Regions from separate parts of the Homo sapiens genome. Here region 2 is linked to region 1. A link is a loop called in an ENCODE intact Hi-C map of the cell type or tissue named here. Cell type or tissue: Caco-2. All regions are shown on one strand. Each heading gives the region's core, and the rest is flanking DNA. Links, peaks and the distances in the headings are about the cores only. Region 1 overlaps PALLD (palladin, cytoskeletal associated protein). Region 2 overlaps ANXA10 (annexin A10).

Region 1 (15,446 bases), core at 3,998-6,497:
GAGTCTTGTGTTAAATCTAATCATCAGCTTACTAAGTGGGACCCTGGAAAATTCAGAGAAGATTTGCTCTGATTATCTCATAAGGCTCATGTGAGGGCCAACTGATACATAATGTACATGAAGCACTTTGCATAAAGAGGTAGAAGAAATAAATGTTTTGTTATGTTCTTTCTTAAAAGAGATCAGGTACTCAACACCTAACTCTTAAGGATGGTATAAAAACCTTTCCATAAATGTGTTTTCCTTTTAGGCTTCTCAAAGCATAAGACTTCATGTAACAGCACTTTTACAGAATTTACCTACACAATAATCAGTGAAAAAGCAAATCTGAGTGTAGTTTGACAATGACTATGAGGGTAGATGACAGTGTTGTTTTAAAAACCAGGTGTGTGTGTGTGTGTGTGTGTGTGTGTGTGTGTGTGTGTGTATATATATATATATATAAATATAAAACTTTATATATAAGCAAATTCTTTGGTTCTTGGAGTCCATGCTGCTGTTACTATTTCTCTATGTAACACTAGGGGCCACTATACACACAGGAGGTCGAATGACCCAAAAGAGCTAATAAAATCTTTTTCTCTCTTTGCCAGGTTAGTGGGAGAAATGAAAGATTTCTGTTTCTGTTTTGCTAGGCCTTATAACCATGTCCTCATTGGCTATTTTGATGATACAATCTATTTTTTCAATACTTTATTTTCCGTATTGGTTAGTAATGTAGAATTAGTTTACATTTGTAAGTCTGATGTTCATTCTGTCAGAGAGCAAGGATTCACAGATGAGCCTACCAGCAACCACAAGCTCCAGGCTGAATGAGTTCTGTCCTGCTCGGTTGGTAGCTATACATGTGTAGATGCCGGCATCACGTGACGTGACTGGCTCTATGATCAGAGAGTGCACCCCGTTCTCACGCACCAGCATCTTGTGAGCACTGTCAGGGCGTACGGGCTTTCCATCTAGTTGCCAGCTTAGATCTGGGGTTGGTAACCCACTGACCTAAATCATAAAAGAAATACATGTAAATTTTTGTATTAAAACAGAGTGAAATCACTGGTAGCTAAGAAGTCTGCATAAATTCCTCCTTCAGTAGTACAAGAGGTGGCTTTTTTTTTTTTTTTTTTTTGGACAGAGTTTCACTCTTATTGCCCAGGCTGGAGTGCAGTGGCACAATCTCAGCTCACTGCAACCTCTGCCTCCCGGGTTCAAGCGATTCTCCTGTCTCAGCCTCCTGAGTAGCTGGGATTACAGATGCCTGCCACTATGCCAGCCTAATTTTTAGTATTTTCAGTAGAGATAGGGTTTCACTATGTTGGCCGGGCTGGTCTTGAACTCCTGACCTCAGGTGATCCGCCTGCCTCAGCCTCCCAAAGTGCTGGGATTACAAGCATGAGCCATTGCACCGGGCCAAGAGATGGCTTTTAGTATCAGCTCATGTTACTCTTTTGCTTAAAACTTTTGCTTTAAACTTTGGCTTCCTGAGCACTCACCAGCTTACATCTAAACAATTCTTACAGAGCAACCTAGAGAAGACCGAGATGGGATTTAAAAAATTGCTGTCATGGTCTTACCTTGCCCAGGGCTATGGAGATTAATGGGATGATATCAGCACCAGGCTCTGGGCTTCTTTGAAAAAAGATGTCCAACAATAATAACAAATACTCAGCTGGCATTTATATATAGTACTGTAAAGCTTCTCATCAAGGAGCAGCCATAGTTATGGAGAATGCATTCGTCAGCACACAGGGCTGCTATTATTATTTTATAATCCTTGAAACTGAATAACAAGAGCAATACGAAATTACCCAGAAAGCCATCTCAACAAATTACCATCACAATGGAAACATCATAAAATCTTGAGACCTTGACAGTTGTGTGGACCAGAGATCAGATAAAAGCATTTAATTGCTAATAACATGTTGTGCCGCAAAGGGTCAGGATGGTCGCCATCTGCCAGCTTTTTAGTTTTGCCCTTGATTTTGAATGGAAGAAATGCACTGTTAAGGAAGGCCTTTTTACCCCCTACCCCCAACTTTACTAGTACGAAGTTATATACAAAAAGATGTCACTTAGACTGTAAAACAGTTCTTTTGAAGAACTAGCTTTGCCAGCATCAGCCAGAGGACTCACAAATTCCATTCCTGCTACGTGATACTCAACTGATATTACCTGCAAGATGCCTCCCACCACACATGTAGCAAAGGGCTACAGCATTTAAAGTAAACTTAAATGACTGGTTAAAAGGATGAAGAGGTTTTGGAAACAAACAGCAGTAGTTAGGCAGCTTGGCTTCTGAGACACTCAGGCTCTGTGTTCTCCTATCTATCCACTTGCTGTCCCCAGCTCTCCATGTACACTGCCTGACCTGTTTGGAGGTCATCAGAAGTGGTGTGGAGGAAGAGGGAGTGGACATCTTTGGTCAGGCTCCTTGTTGTTCCCACATCTAGAAACAAAGCGGCACTGCTTGTTCCTACTTTACCAGGTTAGATCCTAGATAAGCCATCTACTGACTGAAGCCACAGTATGTTTAGTAGGAGAGATGCCCAAAGCACGCGTACTCTCAAACCACGTGATTCACAGTGAACCTACCCAGTGGATAGTTACTCATGCTAGGGCAAAGAGAATGCCCCTTGTACCTTTTTTCTAACCCCAGTTCTCCTGGCTAAGTAAAGACAGCATGATCTCAGGAGCTGAAGGTCACCACCAGCAGGTCACAATGTAACTAGATCTGTACTCTCAGCACACATGAAAATAGTGATGCTTGTTGCTATGGGAGTGGAATTAGTTATTTTCCTGAAAATTTAGTACCAGTTAAGGATAATCAGTGTCTAGGAATGTTCCTCAGGGGCTAAAAGGGGAGGGGGCTTTTTGGAGGAAAAGCAAGCTGCTGCTTTAGTGTTTGGCTTATCGTCAGGATTTTTTCCCCTTTCAAAGCTTAAATACACTAACTTTTTTTTTTTCCTGATCTATCTGTACATGTGGCAAGGTTTTTCACTTTTTTTTTTTTTTTAAGACAGTCTTGCTCCTTGCCCAGGCTGGAGTGCAGTGGGCACAATCTCAGCTTACTGCAACCTCCGCCTCCCGGGTTCAAGCAATTCTCTTGCCTCAGCCTCCTGAGTAGCTGGGATTACAGGCGCCTGCCACCATGCCTGGCTGATTTTTTTGTATTTTAGTAGAGACGGGGTTTCACCATGTTGGCCAGGCTGGTCTCGGATTCCTGACCTCAGGTGATCCACCTGCCTCGGCCTCCCAAAGTTTTAGGATTACAGGCGTGACCCACGTGCCTGGCCGATTTTTCACATTTTCTTTATCCAGGTCAGATCATCATAGTGAAATCAATAGGCAGTTTACTTTTTGTTTCCAATATTCTTTTAATGGCAGGCGTTTTAAGGACAGTTATGTGCCAGTCCAGTGAAAGACAGTACTGTTATTTCTTTCTTAAATATGATTAAAAATAGAGATAACCAGTATGGTAAGTGTGTATATACCCATCATTTAGTCACTCTCTTATTTTTTATATTTAAAAATAAATTCCAGATTTTATATACCATTACCCCCATATAGCTCAGTATGCATTTCTAAAAACAAGACTTTTCCATAATCACAATTCCATTTTACACGTAAAATTAATAATTCTTTGGTATAATCTAATTATCTATTTAAAATAAAATTTCCCTGGTTAACTCAAAACGTTATTTTACAAGTGGTCTGTATGAATTTTTTTAAGTGTTTTTTAATTGATAAAAATTGTATGTAATTCTGCACATTATTTTGAAATATGTATGTGTTGTGGAATACCTAAACTGAGCTGATTAACATATGTATGACTTCATTTTTTTTTGTAGTAAGAACACTTAAAACCTACTCTTAGCAATTTTCAAGTATATAGTACATCGTTATTAACTATAGTCACCATGTTGTACAACAGATCTCTTGAACTTATTCTTCCTGTCTGAAATTTTATATGCTTTGACTAACATTTCCCCAACTTTCCCTCTCCCCGTCTAGCCCGTGGTAATCACCATTCTATTCTCTACTATGAGTTCAACTTTTTTATATTGCACATATAAGTAAGATCCTGTAGTATTTATCTTTCTGTGCCTGGCCTATTTCACTTAACATTATGTCCTCCAGGTTCATCCATGTTGTCACAATGACAGGATTATAATTTTCCACTGTGTGTGTATGTATGTATATATATATATATCTCATATTTTCTTTATTCATTCATCTGTTGACACTTAGGCTGATCCCGTATCCTGGCTATTATGAATAGTGCTGCAATGAACATGGGAATGCAGATATTGCTACTGATTTCATTTTCTTTTCTTTTTTTTTTTTTGTGGGGGAGACGGGGAGTCTTGTTCTGTTGCCCAGGTTGGAATGCAGTGATGCAACCTCTGCCTCCCAGGTTCAAGTGATTCCCCTGCCTCAGCCCCCTGAGTAGCTGGGACTACAGATGCATGCCACCACACCTGGCTAATTTTAGCATTTTTAGTAGAGATGGGGTTTCACCATGTTGGTCAGGCTGGTCTCAAACTCCTGACCTCGTGATCCGCCCGCCTCAGCCTCCCAAAGTGCTGGGATTACAGGCGTGTGCCACTGTGCCCAGCCTCTGATTTCATTTTCCTCGGATATATAAGCACTAGTAGAATTAACTGGATCATATGGTAGCTGTACTGTATAATTCTTAATTATAGACCAAAAATGAATACACACTCATATATATATAAAATATATACAGACTGAAACACAATTTGTGTATTTATACTGTAAAAAATAAATAATGATCCTAAGAAATAAAATATTTTTGTTATATTTATTCTTTTTATACATTTCTATAATCCCAGATTTACTTTCTGAAGAAACAATGCCCAAATCCTCTAAGCAGCCTATATTTGTGTTCTCATATTCCATACAGAACCAGCAGAGGGAGCCCAAATAACTTTTTAAAACCTTATCCATATTTAAGAGTTAAACTAAATTTAAGATCAGTAAACAGGGGGCAAAAAAGAAATCAAACAAAAAATTTTAGAGCAGTGTTTCTTAAATATTTTTTCCCTAAACTCCTTTGAGAAATGGATGAACGTTATCTTACACACATAATTTTGTAGGTAATTTCAGAGTTCAAACACCTAATGAAGCCTGCCTACCCAAGGACCTTGGGTTAAAAAGCCTTGCTGTAGGCCGGGTGTGGTGGCTCATGCCTGTAATCCCAGCACTTTGGAAGGCCGAGGAGGGCGGATCACGAGGTCAGGAGTTTGAGACCAGCCTGGCCAATATGGTGAAACCCCGTCTGTACTAAAGATACAAAAAATTAACTGGGCGTGGTGGTGCGTGCCTGTACTTCCAGCTACTCAGGAGGCAGAGGCAGGAGAATCACTTGAACCTGGGAGGTGGAAGCTGCAGTGAGCTGAGATCACACCACTGCACTCCAGCCTGGGCAACAGAGGGAGACTCCGTCTCAAAAAAAAAAAAAAAAACCCCAAAAAAACAAAAAGCCCTGCTGCAAAACAGATGAAAGAAAGATGTCCCTCTAACTTATCTTAGAATTAGAAAATGGGGGCGGGGCACTGTGGCTCACACCTGTAATCCCAGCACTTTGGGAGGCTGAGGTGGGCGGATCATGAAGTCAGGAGTTTGAGACCAGCCTGACCAACATGGTGAAACCCCATCTCTACTAAAAATACAAAAATTAGCTGGGCCTGGTGGCACATGCCTGTAATCGCAGCTACTCAGGAGGCTGAGGCAGGAGACCCAGGAGGCAGAGGTTGCAGCGAGCCGAGATTGCACCACTGCACTCCAGCCTGGTGACAGAGTGAGACTCTGTCTCAAAAAAAAAAAAAAAGAATTAGAAAATGGGAGGAATAAAAGTCAGAGTAGATATATGGATACAAAATTTGTATGAAAAAAGAATGAAGACATGGTAGATTTATCATATTTATTATTTCAACATTTAAAGGGATAAATAAAACCTCCTGATGACTTTCTAGAGTAATGTCATGTAGGGTTCTGAGTAAAGAACATATTTAATTTAGATTTAAAGAATCATAGTAAACAATATATAAATATCCGACGTATTTCACTTTTTCCCCCCCTTAAGCTAGAATCATTTCATTTTTTGAGACAGGGTCTTGCTCTGTCACCCAGGCTGGAATTCAGTGGCTCGATCATAGCTCACATAGCTTCAGCTCCTAGGCTCAAGCAGTCCTTCCAACTCAGCCTCCCAAGTAGATGGGACTATAGGCACACGCCACCACGCCTGGCTAACTTTTGTATTTTTGGTAGAGATGGGTTTCTCCATATTACCCAGGCTGGTCTTGAACTCCTGGGATCAAGCGATCTGCCCGGCTTTGGACTCTAAAGTGCTGGGATTATAGGTGTGAGCCACTGTGCCCAGCTCTCATTTTATACTTTATGTAATTTCCCCAAAAGGAACTATAGAGAAATGGCAAGTGAGGGAGAAGTGGGGCAATAGGATATGCAAGCAATAACAAAATCTTACTTTGCAGTCCATTCTGCAGAGTTTTCCTTCTTGAACAGTCAGATCTCCAGGAGCCTGCAAGAAGTGAGGTCTGAAGAATCGCTCCTGAATTGGTTCATTTTCGTCTCCACTGTCCCTTGATCTAGAACGAGGCCTTGAAACAAGAAAGATGACAGATAGATAGAAATATAGATAGTAGTTACTTCCAGACTTTTAGTCATCTGTTTTCTTAAAATACATGGGGTAATAATATGATTTCCTTATCTGATCCCTACAGCTAAGATTTACACATTAAAAAATCAGAAAAGCAAACTCTTGTTTAGTTTGGAAGTTTACTATAAATTTAATTGTCTGCCAATTGCAGGCTACTATAAATCATAAAAGGGGAAATGGAAAAAAATGGGGTATTACATATTAACATATTTTTCCTAAATATTTTTAAATATTTATGAAAAGTAGCATTATTGCTCATTTATTACCAAATCTTTTTCAACAGAAGTTACTAGAACTTTACACTGTGATTTTTAAATTTGTAGGAAATTAAAAGTTCTGATAAAAATTCAATATATTTTTAATTAAAATTCCTTTTCATATTAAGCAGGAAAACAAATTACATTTTTAGGCAAGTTTTCTTTTGCATTAGTTATCCATATGCCTAGAGGCATTATTTTTTGCTTTAAAAAATGAGATTGTACAAATCTCCCAGATTCTGTGCATCTCTGTCACTTTTAAAGGTTGCCAGAGAAACCTTTAAGAGGAATACAGTTGAAAGTAATCGCAGGGAAGACTTAAAAGATGTTGAATACAAATTCTGTCAGTAGTGACTAGAAGATAAGTTTAAAAACACTTAACTAGGAAAAGCAAGAGTGGAACAAATGAAAGAAGCATACTAGGCTAATAATTATTAGCTTTTTAATATAGTTTACCCTTCTCTAAGTATAGATCTAATTTATGGGAAAAAAAGCTTTCCAGGACCCACTGATATAAGGAAAGGCTTAAAAATGTGTTGCAGACAACAAGAGAAGCAAAGAGAATAATGCAAGACAATGGACCTAATCCTGTATATGCTATGTTTATACCCAAAGATACAGGCTAGCATCCTGTGAATAGGTATTGCCATGATGAAGTTAGAATTAAATCTACACATGCTCTGGTGCCAGAACTGTCTTCCAAATGTTGAACAAAAGTCTGTGTGGATGCAGTCACACACCACTTGTTTGATGTTTACTCAGTTTTCCTGCCTACTCTCTGTGAGCTAACTATGTATTCTCTTCACTAAAGGAGTTTGCACCTATGGCCTGTAATTTAGACTCAGGACTATTTGAGGATATTCTGTCTATAAAATATCTAAACAGGCCAAGTTGACAGGATGGTTGACTTACTGAATTTTTTTTAAGTGCAAATGTGTTACTAAGAAGTAATAATCCTTTCTCTATCTCTGCCTACCATTGTTCCATCAGTGTCCTTGCATAGACTCAGAACTACTAGGAATGGAAAGCATCTCTATTGCTAGCAGATATCTGAGTATTTAAAATGTGACAGATCTTACCTACAAGATTTGTAGTCTAATGGTCTTATGTTTTGAACTAAGTGGCTGAAAAATGAACATTAACAAATGAGCTGATTTTAAGAAACCCAGTGGTAATAGCTTTTAATGTGTGCGTCCACTCACACAGCTGTTGGTTACAGAAGTTTGGTTTCCAACATTTGTGTACCATTTAGTAGTATTTTCATATGCCATTTAAAAGTGCTGAGTCTTGATTTATTTGTCTATAAAATATGTCTTATTTAACAAACTAATAGTATATGTGAATGGGCTTAGCACACATTAGCGAATGTTTGTTCCCATTCCCTTTCTGCATCACAAGGGAGCATAATAATCAAGGAGCCACAGGCTTCAGGTTTGCATTCCTATTCTATCTTCCAGTTATGTTTACTTTTGTGGTCATATGATGATTCTAATAGTACTACATTTATAGTAATAAATAAAATAATGTAACACTTCTGGGAAGGAACATGTTAAATACCTTCTGACATGAGGATGGCCTGAGGGAGACCGGGGACTTCGACCTCTTTGGTTGACAGCCTGTACCATTAGCCGTCCAGTACAACTGATGCGGCCCTGTAGAAATATCAGGAAATAAATGATTTGCTATTTAAAACTATTAACCACTAAGCACTATCATGCCTACTGTCCTATTCTCTATAAGACATTATTTCATAAAAAATTCAGTATGCCATTTGAGTAATGACTAACCCTTTTCAGAAAAACACTTTCCCTGTGAGTTAAGTGCCTCAGTAAAACTATTTTTACTTGAAGAACTTGAAGGTGACAAGGTCTTTTTTTGGAACTCTTAAATAAGCTTTACTGTTTTATCTAGGATGGTATTTAAAATGACAACCCTTGATTAATTGTAACCTGCAAAGGTCTCCGTAACACATGATGTTGAATTGTAAAATATAGCAGGAGGACATCAGTCTCTTGTGAAGATTCCATTTTCATGGTCATCTACCAGCTGTAGCCAATTCTGAAATCAAACCTAGATGATTTCAGTTTTCTCTTTTTAGTAATATACTAATTATAGTAATATACTAATTAAATGTTAGTGGCTGGCCGGGCACGATGGCTCATGCCTGTAATGCCAGCACTTTGGGAGGCTGACGCAGGTGGATCACGAGGTCAGGAGTTCGAGCCCAGCCTGGCCAATATGGTGAAACCCCGTCTCTACTAAAAAAATACAAAAATTAGCCGGGCGTGGTGGCATGCACCTATAGTCCCAGCTACTTGGGAGGCTGAGGCAGAAGAATCTATTGAACCCGGGAGGCGGAGGTTGCAGTGAGCTGAGATGGTGCCACTGCACTCCAGCCTGGGTGACAGAGCAAGACTCTGTCTCAAAAAAAAAAAAAAAAAAGTTAGTGGCATCCCTTCCCCAAACCATACATTAAAATGAGCATGATAAAATGAGTGTTATGTAAGAAGTATGCGTGGGATGATAAGGAGAGCTTCATGACTAAATGAAGCCATGTTCTCATGAAATGAACATATTTGAGATTTAAAAACTAGAAGCAGTTAAATACCTAAAATATGTGGGTCATATGATAAGGGCCTATGTAATTAAAAAAACCTATATTTTGTTCTCTTAAATTTGTCAATTGAAATTTTGACGGGGTGGTGGGGTCGGGGAGATAGCCAGAAGTTGGTTAATGGATACAAAATTACAGCTACATAGGAGGAAAAAGTTTTAGTGTTTCACAGCACTGTAGGATAACAATAATTTATTGTGTATTTTCATATAGCTGGAAGAGTGGATTTTGAGTATTTCCAACACAAATGATAAGTGAGGTGACAGATATGCTAATTACCATGATTTGAACATTATACGTTGTATACATGCTTTGAAATATCACACTGTACCTCATAAATATGTATAATCATTGTGTCAACTAAAAATAATAAAAGCAAAAAAAGAGTTTGATAAACGCTGTCATATGTGAACAGACAAGTAATACTCAGGGCACCCAGATGACATGGATAAGCCACACATTGTTACTTTGGTTTTTGTTTCAGCCCTTTCTCTTAATTTGTTTTTTTCACTGTTACCAGCAGAGTAGCAAAAAAGATGATTTTTCTCCTTCACTCTCTCAGAAGAATGAGAAGATGTGCTTCTAAATTGTGATGACTGCCAAAGGTAACAGCAAGAGAGGAAAAACAAGAAGCAGATGTACCATCAATGATTAGACTTAGTGAGTTCTAGCTCAGAGTTGATGAGAAGCCCTCATGCACTTACACTCAGAATAAAATTCTCCCATTGGCTGTCATTTTTATTGCAAGCTGCCTATAGAGACAGGTAACAGAAGCTGCAGTGTTCTGTGTGTTTTGAAGAACTGCTTTCCAACTGTGAGTAGACTGGAGTGGGGGTCAGGGTGAGGGCACTAGTGGAGGGAATGCAGAGAAAAATCCCATAGCAAGATTCACTGAAGGGCAGGACTCTAACTGGGGGGGTTCTCTAGGTCTCCTAAAACCTGGACTTCTTTAGGGCTATAACCACCCAGAAAAGGCAAAGACACATAGGAATGTAATACAGACAGGAGAAGAATGAGGAATTACCAAAGAGAGGTCATCACAAAGAAACAAACATAACTAGTTTTATACCACTACATATGTGACTCCGTCTGGCATTCACGGTGTTTGCTATTGAGGTCATAGTTAAAACACTGTGTTTCCTGAAAATTTCCAAGGAGACATGAAGTCTAACATTATGAAGGAGAATTATTTCTAGCTCAGATTAACTGTACCTGAAGCACAGGCCACTTGATACAGATTCTTATGCTAAACTCTTGGCAAACATTTGGGATTCCCTAAACTAGCCTGAAATCTAAAAATTAATTTCATCCAAGTTCTCCAGATCTGTACTTGCTGTAGAAAATCTAGATGTAACTTGCTTAGAAGACCTCCATCATGAACTATCCAACTGATGCATCATACAAGATAACACATGAACACTTAAAATTAATGATTCTTTTTGGAGGTTGAGGACAAGGAAGTGTGTGTATTGTTTTACACAAATAGCTTCCAATTGTCCTGATGTGGGATATGGCTTCCTTATTATGTGCTTTGCGGCTTCCATGATGAAATGCTTATAATTTGGATATATCCTTCCTTGTGATATGAAGCTCAGAAGATCCATGGTAAGTTAAAATGAACTAATCATTTATGCGGTTAGAAAAAGATATAATGTAAGTTAAATTCAGACTTAAACTTGAATTTGGAAAAGGAGGTATGGGTTGTTACAAACAGTCAAACAAACACACCTCACTAACCTGGATTTGAGTGCTGACTTTTCCTAAAACTTTGAGCAAATCACTGAATTTGTTCAAGCCTTTGTTTCTTTTTCTGTACAAATAGGGATGCTACATATATCTCTCACAAGGATGTTTTAAGGGTTAAATGATGTAACCTAAATGCTCTCATAAATATCAAATGGTATGTGACATCATAAATTATCATTATTAAATTCCTCATAGCTGGTACTGTGTTATCATGGGTCTGAGACATTATGCATGGACATGCATCAAGATGGTTTTTAGGAGCCCCAGCAGCTTGGCGGACCCCAGCAAGAATTTCCATGTGAATATACTTTACATGAGGTATATGCTTACCTCCTTCTAAAATTCTTTCATATTTAACCACTATCTCCCCTGCCACTTAGTGCTCTTAATCCTGGAATGAGCCTTAAATACCTTCGTATTGCATTCAGTAGCTCTGGAATCAGTCTAAGTTTGTAAACCAGTTCTGCTGTCCCTTACAGGTGAGTGACTTTAGGCAGGTAACTTAATCTTTCTAAGTTTCCTTCTCTGTAAAACAAGGCCATATAGTTAATACCTAATGGGTTCTTATGAAGATTAAAGGCATTAATACTTGTAAAGCACCGGGCAGCATTGTGTTTTGCATGAAGCCAATGCTCAAAATGTTAAATTATTGTAGCACTCACTATGGATATAATTATAATAACCAGTTTTGAGGCATCCTTTAGAATTGTTTATGTAATGGAATTTTATTTTTCTTGGTATTAGAATGTAATTTACTCCAAAGGAAAAACAAAATACCTTTGGCACAGGAGGCAGACTATGTGGGAAGCAGATTAACCTTTTTAACTTCTGCTGGTGCTTGAAAGGTGCTAAGCACAATCATACTGAAATGTACTTGTTAGTGTGATGGCTGCATTTGATGTGGAGGAGGAAAAATATGCCCTATTCAGCTCTAAACAGATCCTTGATATGCTTAGCCTGCCTCTTCCTCCCCTCTCAAAAAAAAAAAAAAAAAAAAAGTAAACAGGTTGGCATACTACTCTGGAAAGGTCACACATTTCTACACTGTTTTCAGGGTTTTTGCTGCTACTGCTTAGAACCATATATACAAATATTGCCACAGAATATTTCCTTAACTTCCCAAATTTAAGAAAAAGGAATAGTTATCATTTGTAATCTCTCTATTCTGATACCAACCTGCACTTCTGAACATGAAAGGGGAAGGTGTGGTCTTCAGGAGGCAGAATTATTAGTTTGATTTATACAGTGTTATTGGCTAAATATATTACTAACCAATACATAACCAGGAGCATTTAGAGAGCATCCAAACTAAGAAGTTGTATAATTTTGTCATTTTTGTTTGGGGGAAAAAACCCCCAGAGTTCAGTGAAGCTTTTTTGAAAAGATGCCTTCCATGTGCATAATAGAAAATTCAGGTTTTTAAGTCTGAACATACTATTTTTGACAAAGGTCATATAGAATTAGCAATAAGTGATTTTAATAATAATATGCCTATTAACCCTGGTAATCATAGTTAGTAGGCTCTGATGCACATTAATGCTGCTGCATTTGCTTTTATTAATTTTCTCATTTCTATCTGCTTTACTATGAACATAAGAATAATGGAAGGGAATGTTTAGAGTGAAGCTTGAAATGAGCCAGGAAACCTTATAATGCTAAAACAAAACACAAGCAACAAACTAACATTTTATATTTAACTCAGTTGTGTGTTACTTTTCCATTCCAAACAAATCCACAGAGTTTAAAGCTTATATTACAAATAAGTTTGAATTCTAAAAGTGATTCTGTATTAAACATCCAGCTTGTAAAGATTATTTCATACCTTGTGCAAGGCCAATTATTTATGTAATATGGAAATAACATTTATATTTCATAGTTTATGAAATTTAACTTGTGGCACACAGGTCTTCATAAAAGCTTGCCACTTGTATACATAATGCAGTTTGAGGAAACATCAGACTGCAAAATAGCCATTCCAAAATCCAAGTGCAATACAAAGTAACTTAGCAACACAACAAAACAAAGTAAAACATTCGTGTTTAGATGTCGTTGTTCTTAAAGATAGGATTAGAGTCTAAAATAAACTGTATTTGTGATCCTCATTTTGGCATTCTCTTTGGTGTAACTGCACAGTCACTCATTATTTTGCTAAACTATGTGATTGCTTTGGTCTCTTATGAATTGCTTGAGCTACACACATCGAGTGTGATACACAGCCCAGTATATGTTTAGAGCTGTGTGTTCTATCCCAAGTAGAATTTGGATGCAGTCAACAATATCTAATGTTTTTCTTATTCCCAAAAGATTAACCCAGGTGGAAAAATATCATATTCTATAAAATATTCTGCTGAACTTTAATATTTTCCTCCCTCCTTGGTTCTCACCCTTCTCTTGGCTGCTTTCTGTAATTATTTTCCACTGCTCAGGAGAGCTCTACCGTCTGTGTTTCATTACTGAACTAATTTTTCCACTCTAGTCTTCCTCTTTTCCTTGGTTATTTCATTTCATCTGGGCTACAGTGTACTAGAAAACATACATGTATTCTCCCTTTCAAACCCAAATACTTTTTTTTCTAAACTCAAATAACTTTAAAATTTCAAAATTTAAGGTAACTAAAGGGCATTAAGGAAGTAAGGAGTCAACTTCAGTTTTCTGTCAACTACACTTTATGCTTTTGGGATTACTATATCTTGAAAGATTTAGCTATTTTGAATTTTTTTTTCACCACCTTTTATGACATGACTATTTAAACTCATGTCTTAATTCATAAATTATAAGAAAAAAGTTTTAATATACGGTAATAGATGTTGTAAAGCTGAGATTCTAAGAGCATTAAACATTTCCAGAATGGCATCCTTACAGCAACAAATGGTAACTTATGCCAAGAGTTAGGTAGAAAAATGGTGTGTCACTGGTCATGGTTTAAATGCCACTTTGTTTTGCTAATGGATAGTGAAGTTCACTCCAATTTTTAAGTGATGACTCACAGAACTTATATCTGCCATATTTGGACATACCAGTTACTGAAGCCCCCAAGACAGAAAAGAAGGGGTTTTACTCTTGGAATTAAAATCAACTAGGCAACATGCTCAGAAACTTGGAACAAATACTACTACTGCTAAGTGGCATAAATATCAAAATTCTCTCACAGCAATTTCAGTGGGATATATACATTTACACACTGAGGCCTAGACTTCATGAGTTTCCCTTCCTTTTGCCTGTCTTGGGTTATTTAGGTAAAGAAGACTCTTAGCCCTACCCCTTAAGATGCTGGGAGTGTCAACTGATCTTTGGAGTTGGTTGGAATACTATAATAGGTAGTGTTAGAAACTGGTCTGTTTACTGTGATGCTCTGGGTTCTTTGAATCTTTTTTTTTTCTCCTTTTGATAGACCCAGAGTAGTTATTTTACCCTTGGCTGAAATCACAGGTTGGATAGGATATTCTATTAGGAGGGCTGTTCTTGGTCCACTTCTCATTGCTTTGTCTTCTCTCCAAAGGGTAGAGCAAAGAACCAGAGAGGGTTAACCATGGGGCTCAGCCTGGGATTTGCAAAGCAGAGAATTCTGGGGCCTGGAATAAGGGCAGTAACCACTCTCTTTTGGGGCTTCTCTTGGCCCTGAGGGTGCTGAGAGTAGAGAGCAGCTTCCCAGCTTCATGTGTGGCTGATGTCAGCTGTGCTATGGGTGTGGCCGTCCTCTAGCTCACAGCTCCTCCACCCAAGCCCACAGCTGTGGCAGTTGTGGCACAGCCACATCTGCTGCCTAAGTCCTTTCCCATGGAGGTGATAAAATGGAAAAGCCAGGAGGTCAGAAGACCACACAGCAACAACATACTGGGTAGAAATTCCATCCCAAATTGACTTGCTTACTTTCTGACAGTACTGTGGGAACGGAGTACCTAGACACAGAACTGATCCTTTACATCTGGTTCCACAGGCTTCTGTTGTAGGCCTGTTGCTTTAAGATGGGGTAGTTACTGTCTCTGAATTAAAATAATGACAGTAACTAGCATTTATTGAAAGCATAGTATGTGCCAGGTAAACTGAATGCTTTTTACATGTACTATTTAAATCTGTATTATTATTATTATTATTATCATCCTCATTTTACGAGGGAGGAAACAGGCACAGAGAA
Region 2 (15,446 bases), core at 7,303-9,802, 730 kb after region 1:
GAGAAATGTCTATTCATGTCTTAGCCCAATTTTTAATGGGACTATTGGTTTTTTACTGTTGAGTTGTTTGAGTTCCTTATATATTCTGGATACAGCCCCCTTTTGAATGAGTAGTTTGCAAACAGTTTCTCCTATTCAAGCAGTTGTCTCTTCACTTATTGAATGTTTCTTTTGCTGTGCAGAAGCTTTTTTGTTTAATATAGTCCCTTTTGTCTATTTTGGGTTCTGTTGCTTGTGATTTTGAGGTTTTAGTCATAAAATCGTTGCATGGACCAGTGTCCTGAAGAGTTTTCCCTATGTATTCTTCTAGTAGTTTTATAGTTTCAGGTATCACATTTAAGTTGTTCATCCATCTTGAGTTGATTTTTGTACATAGACATAGGGGTCTAGTCTCATTCTTCTGCATATGGCTAGCCAGTTTTTTTTAATGTACCATTTATTGAAGAAGGTGTCTTTTCCCCAGTGTATGTTCCTCATGACTTTGTTGAAGATCAATTGACTGTAAATATATAGATTTATTTCTTGAGTCTCTATTCTGTTTCTTTGGTCTATCTGTCTATTTTTCCATTAATACAATGTTGTTTTGGTTACTATAGGCTTGTAATATGTTGGGAAATCAGGTATTGTGATGTCTCTGGCTTTGTTTTTTGCTCAGGATTGCTTTAGCTTTTCTGGATCTTTTTTGATTAATACAAGTGTCAGGCTAATTTTTTCTATTTTTGTGAAAACTGACATTGGTGTTTTGATAGGGATTGAATTGAATCTGTAGATTGCTTTGGGTTACATAATCATTTTAATGATATTAATTCTTCTGATCCATGAGCACATAGTATCTTTCCATTTGTCCTCTTTAATTTTTTCATCAGTGTTTTGTAGTTTTCCTAGTAGAAATCTTTCACTTCCTTCATTAAATTTATTCCTAGGCATTTTTTTGGTAGCTGTTGTAAATAGGATTTAGTTCTTGATTTCTCTTTGGGGTATTTCGTTATTGGTGTATAGGCATGTGACTGATTTTTGTGTTATGATTTTGTATCCTGAAACTTTACTGCATATGCTTATCAGTTCTAGGAGTTTTTTGTGGAGTCTTTTGTTTTTTCTTTTTTTTAAATAATATAAAATTCTGTTATCTGCAGAGAGGGACAATTTGACTTCCTTTTCCCCAATTTGGATGCATTTTATTTCTTTTTCTTAACTGACTAATCTGGCTAAGGTTTCCAGTAACATGTTGAATAGGAGTGATGCAAGTAGACATCCTTGTCTTGTTCCAGTTCCTGGATGAAATGCTTTCCATATTTCTCCATTCAGTATGATGTTAGCTGTGGGTTTGTAATAAATGACCTTTATTATTTTGTTATATGTTCCTTCTATACCTAGTTTGTTGAGTGTTTTTATCATGAGGGAGTGTTGGATTTTATCAAATACTTTTTCTGCATCTATTGAGATAATCACGTTTCTTGTCCTTCATTCTGTTGATGTGATTTATCATCATATTTATTCATCTGCATATGTCAACCCATCATAGTACCCCTGGAATAAGTCCCACTTGTTTGTGATGTATTATCCTTTTGATGTGCTATTGGATTTAATTTGCCAGTATTTTCTTTAGGATTTTTGCATCTATGTTCATCAGGTATATTGGCCTGTAGTTTTCCTTGTCTGGTTTTGGTATCAGCATTTGGTAATGCTGGCCTTGTTAAATGAGTTAGGGAGAATTCCCTCCTCTTCAGTCTTTTGGAATAGTTTGTGGAGGATTGATATAAGTTCTTCATTATACATTTGACAGAATTCAGCAGAGAATCTATTTGGTCCTGGTCTTTTCTTTGTTGGAAGACATTTTATTACCAATTCTAATTACTATTCATTATTGGTCTTTTCTTGTTTTCTATTTCTTTCTGATTCAATCTTGATAGGTTTTATGTTTGCACGAATTTATTCATTTCTCCTAGGTTTTTCAGGTTGTTAGCATACAGTTGTTCATAATAGTCTTTGATTATCTTCTATATTTCTGTGATATCAGTTTTAATGCCTCCATTTTCATTTCTGTTTTTGTTTATTTGTGTCTCTCTTCTTGGTTAGTCTAGCTAGAAGTTTATCAATTTTGATTCTTTTCTAGAAGAACCATTTTTTCATTTTGGTGATCCTTTGTATTGGTTTTTTTAGTCTCAACTTCATTTAGTTCTGCTGTAATCTTTATTTTTCTTTTCTTCTGCTAATTTTGGGTATTGTTTGTTTTTGATCCTCTAGTTCCTTGAAGTGCATTGTCAGATTTTATTTGAAATATTTCTTTATGTAGTTATTTATTGCTATAAACTTCCTTCTTAGCACTGCTTTTACTGTATTACACAGGTTTTGGTATGTTGTGTTTCCATTTTCATTTGTCCAAGAAACTTTCTGATTTCCATCTTCATTTTTTTTACTGATCTGATGTTCATCTAGCAACATGTTTGATTTCCACCTATTTGTATACATTCCAAAGTTCCTCTTGTTATGGATTTTTAGTTTTATTTCATTGTAGTCTGAAAAGATGCTTGATATGACTTTGATTTTTTAAAAATTCAATGGGACTGTTTTATGGTCTAATATATAGTCCTTTCTGGAGAATGTTGCACGTGCTGATAAGAAGAATGTGTCTTCTGTAGTTGTTACAGAAAATGTTCTATAAGTGTCCGTTAGGTCTATTTAGTATAAAAAGCAGTTTACTTATTTATTTATTTTTTGAGACAGGGTCTCACTCTGTTGCCCAGGTTGGACTGCAGTGGCATTATCACAGTTCACTGCAGTCTCAACCTCCTGGGCTCAAGCAATCCTCCCACCTTAGCCTCCCAAGTAGCTGAGACTACTGGTATGAACCACCATGCCCAACCCTAAAGTGCAGTTTAAATACAATGTTTCTTTGTTAATTTTATTTCTCAATGATCTGCCTAATGCTAAAGGTGGGGTGTTGAATTCTTGCAATATTATTGTATTGGAGTTCATCTCTCTGTTTAGATCTGGTAGTATTTACTCTCTGAATCTGGATGCTCTAATGTTGGGTACATATATATTTAGAATTGTTATTTCATTTCACTGGATTGGTTCTTTTATTATTATGAAATGACTTATGTAGTCTTTTTCTTACTTTTTGACATAAAGTCTATTTTATGTACTATAAATATAGCTACTTCTGCTTGCTTTGGGTTTCTGTTTGCTTGAAATATCTTTTCCATAGTTTTATTTTCAGTCTATATGTGTCTTCATAGGTGAAGTGCATTTCTTGTAGGCAGCATATAGTTGGATCTGTTTTTAGCCTTTCAGCCAGTGTATATCTTTTAAGTGGAGAATGTAATCTGTTTTTATTCAAGGTTATTACTGATATACGAGGTTTTGTTCCTATCATATTGTTAGTTATTTACTGGTTGTTTTGTATATTCTTTGCTTCTTTTTTTTTCCTCTGTTTATTCTTGTGGTTTGGTGTTTTTCAGTGGTGGTACCATGTGACTCCTTTCTCTTCCTCATTTGTGTGTTTGCTTTACTAGTGAATTTTACACTTTCATGTGTTTTCAGGATGAGAATTTTCTTCCTTTTGGTTCCAGGTTACACTCACCCATCTTGCCTCTGGTTTCAGTCCTGGCTAGATTGTGGCATCAGTTTAGGTTATTCCCCAAATCTGATCTCAGTGAGTATTTTTTCTTTGTCACTCCTAACTTTCTGAACCTTGAGAGACAGAAGAGACCATGCTCTACTGATGGCACCAAAAAAGCATATCATAACTTCCAAAAGTCGTTGAGGCTGCTGTTAAAAGGTGAAGATAAAAACAGAGAGAAATGGCTTTTCTCACATAGCTTGGGCAAGTAGTTGGTTAAGTACTGTCACAAAAAAAGAATAGCTGCAAGTCAAACACACACACGTGCACACACACACACACACTATATATATATATATATATATATATATATATATATATTTTTTTTTTTTTTTTGAGACGGAGTCTTGCTTTGTCTCCCAGGCTGGAGTGCAGTGGTGTGATCTAGGCTCCGCCTCTCTGGTTCTCACCATTCTCCTGCCTCAGCCTCCCAAGTAGCTGGGACTATACGCGCCCACCACCGTGCCCGGCTAATTTTTTGTATTTTTAGTAGAGATGGGGTTTCACCGTGGTCTCAATCTCCTGACCTCGTGATCCACCCGCCTCAGCCTCCCAAAGTGTTGGGATTACAGGTGTGAGCCACCGCGCCTGGCCACACACAGTATTTTTACACCCAAATCTCTTATACGTCTAATCCAGGCAAGCATATATCTGGCTGCATTTTACTGGTTTATATCTTTTTTTTTTTTTGAGACAGAGTCTTGCTGTGTCGCCCAGGCTGGAGTGCAGTGGTGCGATCTCGGCTCACCACAACCTCTATCTCCTGTGTTCAAGCGATTCTTCTGCCTCAGCCTCCTGAGTAGCTGGGATTACAGGCACCTGCCACTACGCCCAGCTAATTTTTGTATTTTTAGTAGAGACAGGGTTTCACCATGTTGGTCAGGCTGGTCTCGAACTCCTGACCTAGTGATCTGCCTGCCTTGGCCTCCCAAAGTGCTGAGATTATAGGCATGAGCCACCATGCCCGGCCACATTTTGCTGGTTTACGTCTTTACTTATTTTTAAAGCCTGCTGTAGATGATCACTCTAGCTTTATTGTAATTGTATAGGAGTCTCAAAAATTCCCCAAACTAGGATGGTCACACTGCATTTTCCTTGGTCTTTCAAATCATGATAAAGACGGCCTTGAGCAGACTCTCTTGTTGTAGGTTGTTGATGGTTCACATTTAAATAAAATCTATTCCAATGCAATTTTTCTATTATTCCATCATGCACAATTTATTTAATTGCTGATTAGATAGTAGGCAAATTCAGGATAGTAGGCAAATTCAGTATCATATACTTTCATTCATAGTTTTCTTTGGCTTAGAATAATTTCAAAGATAGAAGAGAAAATATGATTGTATAGTTTTGTTAATAGTGCCATGAACAGTACAAATTTGTGAGAAAATCTCTATTTGGAAGTGTCTAGAAAGAGGAGTGCACAGTACTCCAAGTCCTCTTCATTTTAGTAGTCCTCAGCATCACCAGCACAGATGGCAAGCAGTGCTTTCTTATAATGCCCTGAAGCAAAATTCTGAAAAGAAAAATATAATATATTTGAAATAAAATATCATAATAGTTCTAAAAAGGAAGCATAATTCCTCTGGACTGCACTATGAAAGAGCCATGGACCATTAGCCTTTCTAAACTTATTTACTTTTCTCATCTAAAGGTTTAACATGCCCTAAGTACTGCTCCCAATGAAAGTTGTTGAAGAATAATGCTCTGGTTACAGTCAGTAGTATGTGGTTTACATAAAGTCGGTTGAACCTGAATGTGTATTTATAAGAACTTGCCTTAGAATTAAATATTCTCCTCAACTTTAGGAAGATGTACCCTAATGTTATTATTATTATTGTTATAAATGAATGTAGAATGTGGAGAACAAATTAATATGTCTCAAAAGATTTAAAAATATTTATAATTATTAATGTAGTAATTCTACCTCAAGAAATATATATTAAGAAAGTTATTATCAATCATTGATAAGCACAAAGTTTTGTGCTAAAAATATATACACCATAATATTATGTATAATAGTGAAAAACTGAGAAGCAATGTATAATAATGTGAGGTAGTTTGTGTACTTTATAGCTTATACAGCAGAATACCATGATTCAATAAAAATACTCTTTTACATAGCAAAACATATTATTATTTATATAGCTTTAGAAAATGACTGAAAGTACCTGTCTTAGTGTGTTCAGGCAGCTGTGACAAAAGTACCATAAACTGGGTGACTTATAAACAATAGGAATTTATTTCTAACAGCTCTAGAGGCTGGCAAGGCCAAGATCAAGCAGATGTGGTGCCTGCTGAGTGCCTGTCTCTCGTAGACAGCCTTCTTCTCATTCTAAGCTCACATGGCAGAAGGGACAAAGGTGTTCTCTTTGGCCTATTTTATAAGGACATTAATCCCATTCATGGGCTCCACGTTCATGACCTAATCACCTCACAAAGACCCCACCTCCTAGTATCATCACTTCTTTGGGGTTAGAATTTCAGCAGATACATTTTCAGGAGACACAAACATGCACACCATAGCAGAATAAAAGTTTATTAATGATTTTCTGTAGAAAATTAGGGAGGTTTTAATTTTCTTGTAATGGTCTTCTATAATTTCTATATTTTCCAAAATCAATGATAGTAGTAAATAAATATTATAAAATGTTTCTTTGTTAAGTATCAACTTTCATATTAAGGTGCTTTGGCACAAAGTCATGTAATGATAATTCAGTACTTTAAATGTACATAGCAAAGTTACATTAATTACATTTTCATATTAGCAGACTTTGAGTCGGTTGTGATTAATTATAATAAGTGCCTAAGAACTAATGTATTCATTTAGAAAATGAATTATGCCATGCATTTCTCATCACTAAAAGAGTTTAGAGTTTTGAAAGTGGCTGTAGGAGAGTTTTATCAAAGATGAAGGAATAAGATTTCTCTTAACTGCTCCATCAACTCTTCCTCTTAGAAACCATTTCAGCTCTCCAGAGGCCTACAAAGTCTTCTGTATTATGTGATCTCTTGGGCTTTAGATTGCTTCTAGATTACTCTTTCAATAAACTAAAACACTGCTTCTTGGAATTACAAATTTCAGATGAAAACAACGTGAACAAGGTAATAGCTTTTAGTTCTGCACAAAATATAAGTTCAGTTCTATTCTTATGTCCCTGTGCTTGGCTTGGTTTAATGCTCTGCTCTCCCCATCCTGAAATTCTTGAAACTTTTTTGAACACAGTGCCAAGCATTTTTATTTTCCACTAGGCTCTCAGTTAGTAAATGGTCCTATATATTCTGAGGATTCTTTGTTAGGTTGTATCAAAATGCATGAAGTTTAAAAGTATCAGAATGAAAACACTGGCTTGTTCAGTACTGAATCATTGCTCCTTTGCCCTTCAAGGGCTAAAGGGATAAGGATATGTAGAGTTGTATATAGCTAGGAACATTAAGTCCCTCCGAATTAGCAGTTTATGATATTTGACTGACTGCCCTGCCTTCTATGACAATATGAGAGGACAGCTCAACTGATTTAAGAAACCTCTTCAAAAGTAATGCAGCCTTTTGCAATATATATTTTTCCTGAGCCTGATCATACTTCAGAATTTAGCTCTTTAAGCACAATTATAGAGAATGAATATTTTGCATGACTGCATCAATGCTTCTGGGTAAAACACATCAAAGAGGAATAAGTTCTGTCGCTGAGGTAAAGGGTTCTCTTTTTTTTTTCTTTTTCTTTTTTTGAGATGGAGTCTCACTCTGTTGCCCAGGCTGGAGTGCAGTGGCGCAATCTCAGCTCACTGCAAGCTCCGCCTCCCGGGTTCAAGCGATTCTCCTGCCTCAGCCTCCCGGGTAGCTGGGACTACAGGCGTGTGCCACCACACCTGGCTAATTTTTTGTATTTTTAGTAGAGACGGGGTTTCACCGTGTTAGCCAGGTTGGTCTGGATCTCCTGACCTCGTGATCTGCCTGCCTCAGCCTCCCAAAGTGCTGGGATTACAGGCATTAGCCACCACGCCCAGCTGAGGTAAAGGGTTTTCTAAGTTAGCACCTGCCGATGTTCTAAAGACTGTGTAGAGGAAAAAAACTAGGTTATCCCTGTCTGAATAGTTAACTTTTTAGAGTCTGCCATGAAGTTATTTGAATGAGAACTTTTATCTCAGTTTCAAAAAGGAGAAAATGTGGGTCCAAATAAATCATGTGTCGGAAACTTACTCTGATATCATGAAATAGGGATTTTCCATATCGCTCTTTGTATCGTTTCCTTATGGTCAGCAGGTCTATTTCACTTCTGGCAATGAGAATCCTGATTACAGTTTTATTATGGAAACCAAAGTCCTAAAAGATACAGAAAAGTGGGAGAAATGAGAAGACAGCATCCTAAAAGTCAGTCTGTCCCAAGTGGACACACCCCTTTTCTGTAGTCATTTTCTCTTCTTCCTGAGTTCTTCCAACACTGGCATCACTGGCCACACAGGCTGTGGTTCAGATCCTGAGTCATTTCTGTCACTTCTCCCTCTCCCTTACCGCATGCTGACAGTGAATTATTCTCTTCTATTTTCTGAATGCCTTGTGCTCTCTATTCCAGTGCCACGACCTTGACTCTGACCCTTATCATTTCACCCTGATTCTGCAATAGTTGCTCCCCCTTTCTAGCCTTGTTAACCTTCACACCGTCCCACTCACACTGCATTATAAACTGCAAATCTGATCCTGTGGTCCTTCCTGGTAAGAATTCTTCCTTGGAGGGGAAGACATTCTCAGCTCTGTCAGATGGACATTGATTTGTCTAAGACAGCAGTAACATTTTAATTTTATTTTCTTGTCATCATTGATAAATTATAAAAAATTAGAATTCTAGGTGATTCAAATATTTGCCGGTTTAAATTCAAATGCAGAAAAATACAAAATCAATGTCTGTATGCTAGCCCCAGAAATACTGCACCCTAACAAATCAGTTTCAAATTGTCTTTCCAAACAGAGTAATCGTGACATCTAGTGGCCAGAAAACAGAATCTGATTTTTGAAGACAATGTTTTGAATGTATATTACTAATAAACTTTTCATAATTTGAGGTGGTTAAAATGAATGATCTAACAAGTATTCAAACTTAAAATGTAGATCGTTCACTTTAGAGTTCACTGGAGGAGAACACAGAATATATCTTTGGTTCAGGGGTGATTAAAGCAGCTTTTTGACAAACATTTGACATTTGAGGTCTTCAGGTATCAAAAATTACATTACTTGAATATACAATCCTTCTCCGTACCTACAAACCATTTGTGAATACGCATATCTTCCTATTGCCTTATAACACATACACAGCAAAAATACAGTTTTCATGTACTATTAGAATAAGTAGCCTTGAATTTGTGCATAATTGGAATCAAGGTAATTGTAGTTATTTTCCCATAATCATTCACAAGTGAAGCTTCATACTGTTGTTGTAGTGGTTGGTTCTTTGAGAAGGAAACAATTGAAATCATCCTATAGCATTTCCAAATACACTATTTCAAATAAATGTTTAACCAAATCAACTGTTTCTCCTAGAAAATAGAATAGGAGAGAAGCAAGACTGTGAGCATTGATCTTCCTTTTGTGTTCTGGGGTTATCCAGGTTCTTCCTTTGCATAAATGAGAAAATACACTGCAGAAGATATATAATAACATACTCCTGACTATTAACATATTTTCCCAGCATGCTGGCTACTTTTAAGAAGTATATCTGTTAAATTTACCTTGAGGATAAAACTGATGATTAAAATTACTGTATTATTGGATTATTTTTAATCGTTTTCTTTGAGTTTTCAAGGCTACGACATGTATATAATTATCTCTATGAGACTTTCTTTTTCTTTTCTTTTTTCTTTTTTTTTTTTTTTTTTTTCCGAGACGGTGTCTCGCTCTGTCGCCAGGCCGGAGTGCAGTGGCGCGATCTCGGCTCACGCAAGCTCCGCCTCCAGGGTTCAGGCCATTCTCCTGCCTCAGCCTCCCGAGTAGCTGGAACTACAGATGCCTGCAACCACGCCCGGCTAATTTTTTGTATTTTTAGTAGAGACGGGGTTTTACCGTGTTAGCCAGGACAGTCTAGATCTCCTGACCTCGTGATCCACCCGCCTCGGCCTCCCAAAGTGCTGGGATTACAGGCATGAGCCACTGCGCGCGGCCGAGACTTTCTTTTTTTGTTTCATGTAGATATGGATAAGGAGTGCATTATGTGATGATGCACTTAAGTGTTTGTTTTTTAAAAAAATGAACGCTCCAGGCCGGGCGCGGTGGCTCACGCCTGTAATCCCGGCACTTTGGGAGGCCGAGGCGGGCGGATCACGAAGTCAGGAAATCGAGACCATCCTGGGTAACACAGTGAAACCCCGTCTCTACTAAAAACACAAAACAAAATTAGCCGGGTGTGGTGGCGGGTACCTGTAGTCCCAGCTACTTGGGAGGCTGAGGCAGGAGAATGGCGTGAACCCGGGAGGCAGAGCTTGCAGTGAGCCGAGATCGCGCCACTGCACTCCAGCCTGGGCAGCAGAGCAAGACTCCATCTCAAAAAAAAAAAAAAAAAAAAAAAAAAAAAATTAATGCTCCAAAGTATGTGCGACTGAATAACACACTGAAGTATGAAAAACATTCCCATTTAATTACAAAAATAGATTTAGAGTTTATGGTTTTCTAGTTATCACTTTAAATACTTTTTGAAAATAGCACAATGTTCAAAAATATCCATTGACATAATTTCGTGTATTGAAACTTCACGAACGTGGCAATTGCTTGCTGAGAGTTTGTAATATTTTGACATTTTCTGCTTAATGCCATATGTTTTGTACTTGCATAAGTCTGATGTGGGGGTCTTTGGAAACATACAAAAACATTTGAATTTACCAGTTTCTGCAGATATTAAATAATCTCTAAAGTGCACAGGGAGATACACCCCAAATATGGTTCCCTAAATTTGATACAGAAAGCAGAACATTATTTTTATCTGATATGTCTTATTTTTGGTGTCTAAACCAGTTTTTCTCACTTGGGTGTATTTTCTTTGTACATACAAGTTCAAAAATGGTAATGAACATTTAAATGATGGAAGTAAAATTAATCCTTTGAGAAAACAGACACAATTTCTGGAGAAATTTTAAAAATATATGTCTTACTTACATGAATTGCACTATATAATCTATAAGCAAAATAGGCTGGTTTGTCTCGAACACAGAGAACTAGGAGAAATCAGAGAGAGAAGAAGAAACATTGAGAGTGAAAACATATATTTTCGTCAGAATTTGAGAAACAATAACACTTTTCCTGTTACAATTCTTACATTGTATTGTAAGGTCAACACTTAGAATAATGGTAACACTATAAGCCACAGGAAAAAAATATAAAGCAACAACATTATAATGAGTCATGCAGATTTTCACTTGGTCTATTTCTATCTGTTGGAACTCTTGTTAGTTCCTTCATGTAGCCTAATGAAGAAAACTTTATCATCTTCTTTTTTTTTTTTTTTTTGAGACGGAGTCTCGTTCTGTCGCCCAGGCTGGAGTCCAGTGGCGTAATCTCGGCTCACTGCAAGCTCCGCCTCCCGGGTTCACGCCATTCTCCTGCCTCAGCCTCCCGAGTAGCTGGGACTACAGGCGCCCGCCACCACGCCCGGCTAACTTTTTGTATTTTTAGTAGAGACGGGGTTTCACTGTGTTAGCCAGGATGGTCTCGATCTCCTGACCTCATGATCCGCCCGCCTCTGCCTCCCAAAGTGAAAACTTTATCATCTTTATCTGAATATTAAATTAATAGAGCTTCAAAGAGACCTAGGTTATTAACACTATTATAGATTATTATTATTATTGTAGGATTGAATTTGATATAGCTCCCATGTAATCTGTTCATCTATTTGAATGCTATTTTTAGTAACTTATAGATTTGTGAGTAGACCTGAAATCTCTTAAGGGGAAACTATGGACCACAACTGGTCTAGACTAGTTCTAGAAGTTATCTAATAAAAACTGCTAAGGTGGTAGGACAGCCTAGAGCCTGGTCAACAGTTACCTTGCTGGAAGTCAGTTGATGATCATAAACATTCAGTAGTGTTTATTTGAAGAGGTTAACAAATTAATACATGAATAGGTAATGTATGAGAGGCTATAATTTCTAGCCAGAATGAAATAATCATAACAGTATTTCCCTGGTAGTTTAAGTAATTATTTTAGATTGTGAGATTATACCCTCATCTTTTCTTTCATTTTTAATACACGAAATCTTCATAATCACTCTTGAGTCACTACTCCTTAAAAGCTCCTTGAAGGCAGTGAACTTTTGCTGTTTTTGTTGTTTCATTGTTCTATCTGCAGTGCCTAAGTCAGTGTCTAGAACAGTAGGTGCTGAATAAATGTCTGCTGAGTGAATAAATCAGTTGAAATGTTTTCTGCCATTTCTAATGTCCACCACTTCCTCTCTTATGCCCACTGCTTTGTGGCAGGGGTCTATAGTGGAAAGAAAGCTATCTTGAGATTCGGATATTATGAATTTTAGTCATAACTTTGCTGCTAATCAGCTGATAGGCTTGGAGGCAGTTACTTAGTTTCCTTAGGCATTGTTTATAAAATGAAGGATTTTGATGTAATATATGGTTATTAAATTTTGTAGAGAATTTTCTGGAATAAATGTAACATTTTCAGAAAAAATACACAGTTATTAATAGTCATCTATTGCATACTATTTTAGGGGTTTCATCAAACTGTTTTCATGGAAGCCTAGCTTGAGACTTCTTTACTAGATAAGCTACAAAAATTCCTTTATCTGTCAGCTCTCACGCCCGTGTATGCCTCTGCCATTCAAGGATGGAAAATCACAATATTCATTTATTCAACTAGTATCTAAGTGATTACTTGACTACGCCTTCGATGGAGATATTTCATAATGATCCCCTTTGGTCGTCCCTGAAATGTGTGCTGTCAATTCACCAGCACAGTACAAGACAAAGGTAGTTCTATTGCACAGGTAGTTCTATTGCAGTTTTTCTGGATAACTCGCCCCGTTTTGTCCTCTATGGAGGGATATCATTTCTTACTTAGGAAGGAGCAAGAGGTGTGCCACTATCACAATAGCCTGAGGAAAATCACTACTTGGTAAATCTCTTTTATGGTAGGATTTACTCCTAAACCAAAATTTATTAGTAATGGTCACTAAAATATCCTTTTCCTCCTAAAGAGAAGAAAACCATACTGTTAAGTATTTATCGGCTCTTGGACAAGGGAATGGAAGTCAGTAAAGATAAAATGGATTGAACAGTGTGAGAAGCCAATTCAAAGAGAAAATATCTGAGAATGATGTGTTTTCTGGTATGAAAGTTGAACTAGCTGTTAGGGAAGGGTATCAGTTCATTAAAGTTATCAGGTTGCCAGTTTAGTGCATTTTATCAGTAGCTGATGTACTCTTCCCCTATGGAGTTAATGTCCTTTTAAAAAATTAAATTCAAGGGAAAATGACTCGATCAAGAGCTTACTCATGCATCTTTAGTTCAATCAGAGCCACTCAGCATTTATAGAGAAATAAAATGTCTGTTGTGCTTCAAATAATTTATTACTTACCAATTGCAACCAGCAGCTCCTGAAAGTATCCATCATAACATTCATTAATGGCATCTACCATATCTTGCCCAGAAATATTTTGAAATTCCTGGAAAACTTTAACAAATTGATGTAATTCAAAGGAGATTTTGAAAATATTATAATACAAATATTAGATTGTTACACATAGTAAAAATCCATATTTTCCATAAAATAATTAAAAGTACTACTGTTATCAATTCTGTTTGCTATAAATACCATTGAAACAAATACAAATACTCTTAGTAGAGTCAGCATAAATCTTGAACTTCAAAGACCTGTTATTATTCTCTTCTCCTGGGGAACAAATGCCACCTCCAGTGGGACCCACTAACTCACTGCTGATTTAAATTGAGAGGAAGCACACAACAAGCCATTATTTATGGACCAGTTATTTAGGACATATATAATAGGCTTATGTCAGCAGCAAACTTCCTACTAGAGCTTAAATATGAGAATTAAGTGTAAAAGTCCTCTCTGTGATGATTAAAATAGCAAAGTATCTATAAAGAATATTCTGAGAAATATGAAATCAACTTTTTGGGTGTAGACTAGGGTTTACTAATTTAGAATTGTGTTAAATTAAGATTCTTTATTTCACGAACTTAGTTATCTGACTACCCCAGGCAACTTTAGTTCTCATCCATTCTTACTGAAAATTAGAAGCAAGAAGATGTCTTTTCATTATTATTATTATGATTATCATTAAGACAGGTAATGTCTCTTATTGACTTGTAAAGTCTAGATGTGGGATTGGGGTAGGGTAGGCCATCTGTTGAAAATTTTCAGCCATTTGCGTACTTTATATAGAAAAAAACAAAATTTTTTTTAATAAAAGAAAAAGACACTGTAGTTTAGGGAATGTCAAACAAAGGGCAAACTAACATGAGTGCACCCTCTAAGACCAATAAGATTCCGTCGATATTGCAGAAATCATGACATCAATACTAATGGCCTTGATGCAGTATTGACTGGTTAAACTATATTTACTATGCATTTTGCAAGACAACATATAATATACCTAATAGGAAACAGCTAATATATTTGAATAAGTACTCCATCAAATACAGAGATTATTTTTAAAATGCTCAGTTTTTGAAAGTTATTGGAAAAAATATTAAGGAAATATTTATTCCTTAGTAATGTCATTAAATAAGGCACATCTTATAAACAAAATTCAAAATAAGTACCTTTGAGATAACTGACTTTCCGCTATTTCCTTGTAATATTTCATTTTTGTTTCTAGTTAACCACCTTCTTTTTGTTATATAATTGGTCAAGTAGCTGGAACGAAACCCAGTTAATAATTACCCAGCCGCAGCTGCTGGTAGCTCTTGTTGCACAGGATCATTTGCAGCATGGTTTTGTGCTCCCCCGTCTTCTGCTGACAGGCTTCCCATAGGACCTGGAACATTAGCCAGCAGAGAAGTAGCATCAGAACCACTCCAGCCCATTTTAACCCAGGTTCTTTGCAGTCAGTCTGAGAACTGGTTCTAGTTACCATTGCATCCTGAGCAGCCATCGCAGGGTCTGTATATCCTTCCTCTCTGGTCCCCTGTAAAGTAAGCACAGGTTTTCCATGTAAATGTTCTTAGTCAGCAACTCATATTGGATTAGTGAGACTGAAATCCTTGAAAAACATTCTGATTGTTCCTAAGGAACTTCTTTTATTATCTGGAGTAAGTGTTCATTTCCTGATTTCATGAATACTTTAGAAGATAGTGTATAAGGTTTTGTCTTAAAATGTGCATTATTTTATTTTACCTTTTCTTTGCAGCACTGGTAATGTTTGAAAGACATTTAGGCATTTTTCAGTTTTCCAAGTCTCTGTGCAGTATCTTCTCCCTTATCAAACTGAGTATCCACTGCCTGACCATGGCAGTGGGTGTTAGAAATGAGTGTTAACATTGTTAGAGCAAAAATGCAGAGAAAGTCCATCTCTGACTTGCACAATAGGATTTATACAACAACAAAATAGTAATGAAGCTCAGACTTTGTGCAGTGAGAATATTTTGTAAATCTGTTTAACTCTCACTCCATTATCATTTAGAGAACAGACATGGTCCAGTTGATCATTTCAAACAGGAGGGAAGGGGCGCTAACCAATGCAGGGTCCATTGATTCCTGAGGGTTATGAGGGCCAGTGGGGAGAAGGAGGTAGGGAGGCATGTTATCAGTCTAATTAACTGTTTCTTTTGGGTCAAGATATGGAGGGGAGGCTTTCTCCTTGCTCCAAC

Evidence for each region. Peaks named below come from ENCODE experiments on the same cell type or tissue, not always from the same donor. Only the 100,000 strongest peaks of a DNase experiment are listed, where the experiment ranks them.
Region 2: it touches region 1 in a loop (34-fold over the local background); 29 of 110 quality-filtered maps call a loop at or near these places.

The regions. Positions count from the first base shown.
Region 1 is chr4:168,907,084-168,922,529 of GRCh38, reverse strand. It overlaps PALLD (palladin, cytoskeletal associated protein), which reads right to left. Exons shown (of 22, transcript NM_001166108.2): 16 at 8,509-8,603; 17 at 6,503-6,635; 18 at 789-996. It also overlaps a transcript of CBR4 not described here. Among named protein-coding and RNA genes, the nearest start is that of CBR4, 95 kb to the left of the region's middle. In Caco-2, for the core only: a CTCF peak has its summit at 4,972 (motif pointing right); no DNase peak of the experiment used is centred there.
Region 2 is chr4:168,177,058-168,192,503 of GRCh38, reverse strand. ANXA10 (annexin A10) reads right to left here. Exons shown (of 12, transcript NM_007193.5): 7 at 14,711-14,764; 8 at 14,521-14,614; 9 at 13,192-13,287; 10 at 10,763-10,821; 11 at 7,823-7,945; 12 at 4,768-5,138. The coding sequence ends at 5,070. All of the region lies in intron 2 of LOC105377524 (a long non-coding RNA gene), which reads left to right. Among named protein-coding and RNA genes, the nearest start is that of ANXA10, 92 kb to the right of the region's middle. In Caco-2, for the core only: CTCF peaks have their summits at 8,009, 8,413 and 8,616 (motif pointing left); no DNase peak of the experiment used is centred there.